Linked DNA regions of Homo sapiens: region 1 is linked to region 2. A link is a loop called in an ENCODE intact Hi-C map of the cell type or tissue named here. Cell type or tissue: PC-3. All regions are shown on one strand. Each heading gives the region's core, and the rest is flanking DNA. Links, peaks and the distances in the headings are about the cores only.

Region 1 (2,921 bases), core at 187-2,686, 170 kb before region 2:
AACCCCAGGTTGAGCAAAATATAATTTTAAATAAAGACAAGATTGTAGGGTTCAGAAGCACTTCAGAAGACACGGGCTGGAACTAACTTGGGGCTGTTGTTGCAACAGAAAAGATCTAAGTCTGACTGAGCTAAATGGGGTGCTAGAAGTCCTCAATGGAAAAGCCCATATATGTCCAAGGTCTGTTTCTGAAGGCCTTGCCCCCAGAAAGCCTTGTTCCCATCATTGCTTTATAGTAGACACATGGAAAGCTCCCCACTCTGTCTGGGAGATAATCTGAGAAGTATGCTCTGTACTTCTCTGGGTTCATTCAAAGAGAATTTTTACTTCCAGGTTCAAAGAAAAAAAATTGCTTATCAAAGAGCTCAAGAGATTTCTTGAACCCAGATCTAGTGTTTACCATGCAATATTTTGATGAATGAGAGTTAAATGATTCCAAAATACACGGATTAAATTTCCCTAGAATATACACGGTTTTGGAAAATGAAAGGAAAATGGTACTTTGAGCAAAATACATTTTTGGCTCTGCTGAACCCCAAATATTAAAAAAAAGAATATAAAGTTTGCCAAACCCCAAGTGCTTCTGGGCTCACATATTCTGGCTCTCTCCTTGAGAACACCTTTCTACCATCATTTTCCCCAGGCAGCTCTACTCACAACAGGAAGTCTGTAACTCAATTTCCCTTTCGTAAATAAAGGCATCTTTAAATGGTATAGACCTGACATCCACATCGGAAGGCAAGAAAAATATGGCAAATACAGTTCTTTGGGGTCTTGTCATCCACACAGGATCATCATACAATTAGGCAGTAGGATGGCAGGTGCTAACCTTGGGGGGACTCTGATTAAACAAACAGCACCGATTTTCATGTAATGTTACACTCCAGCACAAGGCCTTGGGAAAAGAGCAATGGCATCACCAGGATCCTGAGTTCTTACCGAAATCTAAGTATACAGATGAACTGTGAGCGCTGGTCTATCCAAATTTAAATATACGCACAAAATGCTCTTTTGCATAGGGGTATAGTCCATCTCTGGAGTTGCAATGCTGTGGCCGGGGGACCAAAGCAAATGAACTAAGTTTTGATGAAAACCATAAAGTTACATTTGGGAAAAATGTCTCGTTACACATATGTGACCATGTTTTCCTAATTCTCCTAGAGCAGGATTTGGAACAGGTATACAACAGACAGAAATTTTGTTTCCGAGTCAGAGAACGCAAGGCAGCCAACAAGAGCTAAAGACTCGCAGTGTTCTCAGGTTTACAAATGGGTTAGCAGGGCACAGTTGAGGTGTTTCCGTTTGTGGGTTTGTTTGCTTCACTCATTGGCGTGAGAAGCCAGGCACATTTCTTCAACTTTGGAAGCCACGAAGGAGTCCTATTCATTGGGGCTTGTGAATCAACAAAGAGGAATGGCATTTAATATTTATATATGTCTCATGTAGCCATTAAAAATCTTTTATGAGTGTGAAGCCATTATTAAAGCAAGATGGGTTCTGGGTCATGGACCCTTTCATGGCATTCCCATAGTGCTAATGAGACAAATAATATCTCCTCACAGTACAATGGCTGCCTCTAGCACTGAATTCAGTGTGCCTAGTGCAGTTAAAAATTCTAAAGGAAAAAAATTTACCATTAGAATTACCCTACCCTAAGAACTTTTTCCTTTTCATTGCCTGAACAAACAATGCAGTTTCTAGCTCAATTAAAACTAGGTTGGTGCGTGTGTGTGTGTGTGTGTTAGAGGGGCTGAGTAGAGACTATAGACTAAAGATGGCCAAATACATGGATATTAATAACACACATGAATGTCTGTTATCCACTGGACCACATGAAGTGTATCCCCAGGAGATATTTACCTTCATATATTTACAGATGACATTATGTTGCACCCTGATCTAAGTCATCCACTACTTCTAGAACAGCTGAAGAGAAGACAGAAGAAGGAAAGAAAAATGATGACAAAAGCATGGAAAGCTAACAAAAGAGGATAAACATACTGCATAGGAGAAATATGTGAATGAACACTGATGCTTTAAATTTTATATAGCAACTTGTTTGGGAAGATCTGCCTTACTTATGAGTGATATCTTACACTTGCCAAAATAAAAGTTTTATGATAGCCCCTTGCCAAACCATATTCTACCAAGAGAAGCAACCACACAAATGAAGAGTAAGATATACATGTAAATGCTCTCAAACACACTTCTTCCCCTTTACCATAAAGAAGATAGAGTTCTACATTCAGCTGCCATCAGAACATGGCATTCCCTACCAAGAGTAATTTAATGGCAACCAGCACGCTATGCGAATGAAACACAAATGTCTAGTGGTTTCCAGATCATATATTCAGCACAAAACTTCATTATAGCTTATTTTTATATCACACATAACAACTTTTTAGTTCCGTATTCATTAAAATGAATTAATAATAAAGGACTATATAATAAGGACTTCTGAGTTCTGATATTAGTGGCATCTGATTTTTTTATGGACATTGGTAACAAGGAAGAAAACAATTTCCAGTGGTTTTTCAACTACAGACATTCAGTTTTTCAACTACAGACATGTAGTCAAGGCATTCACAAGACATTTTTATGATTGGGAAATGGTAGTGGGAGGGTAACAATTACATTGGATATCCTCCAGTTAACTTATCTTGGTTTCTGTAATACTATTATCCATAGTGTCACAATATTCAACATAAGTTCATCAGGCTTCACTGATGTTGTCAAGGCTCATTTGGCCATAAGGGGCAGAGGCAGTTCATTCAAGGTGCCCCAAGATAAGAGACATGGGTAAACCGAAATTGGAAGCGAAAGCAGTCAGGAACTGAGGTGGCTTTTGTGTGAGTCTGTGTATAAACTTGTATGCGTGTGTGTGTGTCTGTCTGTCTTTCTTCCTTTTTCTCACGAACTGC
Region 2 (2,921 bases), core at 295-2,794:
GGGATCTCTACTGTTGACCACCACTCACTAAATTAGAGCCTTCCCACCATTCCCCAGGACTCATTGGATGTAGTGATTTGAGCAGCCTCACAGCCATACCATTTTGGCTAATGATAGGCTCTCTAGGGCCTCACCAAAAGTCTACATGATACCTTCCTTCCAAGAACCCCCAAACCTAAATCCCTGCCGTCGACTCCCTTCTCATGGTATCCCACGGCCCTGGGTCCACTGATCCTTTTGGGTCTTCCTCTGCGTGGAATTGAGGAAGGCCTTGCTGATATTACTATTGGCTATTACATGCTTCTCCCATGGGTTCCACAGCGTGGGCTTAATTATCATTAACTCATCACCTGCATCACCCACCATCTCATGATGAATGAGACACACCATACTAGTCACAAAGGGTGAGGTCTCCTCCAGAGCTTTCTCCTGCACAGTCTCTCATCCTCTAGTCAAGAGGATGACTACTCTCCTCCCAACCATCTCCAGAATAATTGTAAAGATTGGGTTGTGGAAGAGAAATCTTGGTCTCGCCTTCATGGGAGGCCTCAAGGCTTGAGATTTCTTTTCCTGAAACTTTCACCCACTCTTTGGGTACCAAAGATTGAATCCTCACCAATGACCATCAAGAAGCCCCACTGCCTATAGCTAGCATTGGGCCAGATGTCTGACAGGTTGTAGGGAGAGTACTTTTAGTCTTCAGCTCAGACTTCTCATGCTTATACACTGGATTTGGATGATTTTCAGATTCTCCTGAAGGCTACTTAAATAGCTCCTCAAAACAATGGGACCCCTAGCGTGAGTTTAGCACACAGGGAAAACAAAGGCATACTCACACTTACAATCACCAGGAGTGACATTCAAATTCAACAACTGGCAGCCATTCATTAATTTGCCGGCTTGTCAACATTCTCAAAAATATAAAACTTCAGAATTTTTGTGGGAATATACTATTATTGTATCCAGCAAATCCTTTTCCATGGGGTTGCCAACCAAAATAAGCCATTTGCTGACCCAACACTGCTAATAGCATAGTTTTCAACAGAGAACGCTAAGTGTCAACTTTCTCAGCCTTCTACTTCCACCTATTACTTGCAATTGTCCAACTACTCTTTAATTCGACTTACTATAACTCAACAAACATTGATTTGAGGGCTATTGCATGACAGACCCTGCTGTTTCAGATGCTGCAGTAAGCAATAATAGCAGAGGATTTGAGAATGTTTACAACACATTTCCCATACTTCATCTCATTTAATTATCTACACCAAATTATTATACAGCTCAGATAAGTAAAACATTGATAGTCCTGTTTCTTACCTCCTTCCATCCAGCAAGCTATTCTTGATCCCTCTAAAGTCAGCTCTCTACTAAAAAAAAAAAAAAAAGAAATAAGAAAACTCAGTGGCCCAGGGAGTTTCAACAACCAGTTTATCTAACTGTTCTACTTGTTGCAGTACAGGCCACAGAGACCTCTACATTTATTCAGTGACCTCAAAAATAAAAATTAAAGTTTCCTCCAAATAAAAATTCCTTAAATGACTTTCACTAAATTTTCAGGCTAGCTTTAATGCTGGCATAAACTAAATAAACAGAATAGAATTTTGTTTATAAACTCTCCAGATTTGGACTATTAGTCATGAGCAACCCATACAAATAAATTTTCAAACTGACCTTTTCTACCCTTGCCACTTCAGTGTAAGTCATCCATGACTTCTGGTCATCCCACATACTTTGTACTGACAAACCTTTAATTTGCAAATGAAGATGGGATGACTTAATAGGTAATTTTTCATTTAAGAAGTAATATTTTTGTTAAGTGCCTTGTCTGACTAAGTTAGCAACCAAAGTTAAATCCACAGAGTATAAAAAGAGTTTTGTTTACACAAAAAAAAGAAAGAAAGGAAGAAAAATTCTTGTCCACTTCATTCTTTGACAATGCATCAGAATAATAGTGGGCTATAAATAGAAGATGCAAGAATGACTAATTCTGTTTTGACTCTATCTCTTCAATGACAAAGGAAACCCCTCTGTACAAACATATTAAGCTAAATCATAACAGCTGGACTTTAGGAATTTTATCTAGAACATCTACATCAAACAACTAAGGGTGCCAACCTTGAAGATGTACAAATAACTCCCAGTGGAACCCAGTTTTATAACTATCAACTCAAGGGACTTGTGATTTAAAAGAAAGATTTAAATACTGCCTTGCTTTAAAAGAATACTCCCTTGAAATCATCACTGCTAATAAAATACAGGAGAAATTTACCCCAAATTACTTTATCCTGGAAAAATCTGTCTTTTGTGACTGAGAGAGCACACATGCTTCATTTATAGCTAGAATCTTTCTTTCTGAAAGCTTAGTTATCCTTCAGAAATTTGTCAGCTAAATTAAGCCCTTAGCCATATAGAGAGAAGTCTGCTGGCACTGCACTGGGAAGAGAATGAATGAAAGACTGGATTGAATTTTCCATGGAAGCCGACAATTAATATTGTTTTCTTTGGTATATCCCTTTCTGTCCGTTGTTTTTGAGCTCTCCAAGAGAAGAAAAAAGTTAAGAAGCCTGATTCAGTCATTTCCAAATCTCACTTCCAGTTTCCATCTTATTTAAGACATGACTTAACTTTAATGTGTGTAACATAAACAGAATCATAAAAGGGAAAGAATTAGAACAGTCTGGAAGAGTCGGTGTCCAAAGCAGGAAAATGCCACAGCTGATTTGCCCTTTTTATTGTTGTTGGTCTTTTCGTTGTTTACTGCAAGGAGAAATTATCTGTTCCTCTGCTGCCGCTTCCTCACCCTCCATTACAATCACTGGGAATTCCAATTTCACAAAGTTATTACAATACAGCCACAAATAATCCATCTTGCCAAGTCCATCTTCAGGGCCGAAGATAAAGTTGGAGCTGAGTTGCTA

What was found. A loop is a pair of places that touch in the nucleus more often than their neighbours do. Peaks named below come from ENCODE experiments on the same cell type or tissue, not always from the same donor. Only the 100,000 strongest peaks of a DNase experiment are listed, where the experiment ranks them.
Region 1: it touches region 2 in a loop (7-fold over the local background); 2 of 110 quality-filtered maps call a loop at or near these places.

What each region holds. Positions count from the first base shown.
Region 1 is chr14:53,533,477-53,536,397 of GRCh38, reverse strand. The region is part of intron 2 of LOC105370504 (a long non-coding RNA gene); the gene reads right to left. Among named protein-coding and RNA genes, the nearest start is that of LINC02331, 320 kb to the left of the region's middle. In PC-3, for the core only: no CTCF peak of the experiment used is centred there; a DNase peak (open chromatin) is centred at 1,337; H3K27ac peaks cover 2,500 bases.
Region 2 is chr14:53,367,901-53,370,821 of GRCh38, reverse strand. LOC105370504 (a long non-coding RNA gene) reads right to left here. Exons shown (of 4, transcript XR_943876.3): 2 at 1,321-1,370. Among named protein-coding and RNA genes, the nearest start is that of DDHD1-DT, 220 kb to the right of the region's middle. RefSeq lists an enhancer at 1,330-2,921. In PC-3, for the core only: no CTCF peak of the experiment used is centred there; a DNase peak (open chromatin) is centred at 1,731; H3K27ac peaks cover 800 bases.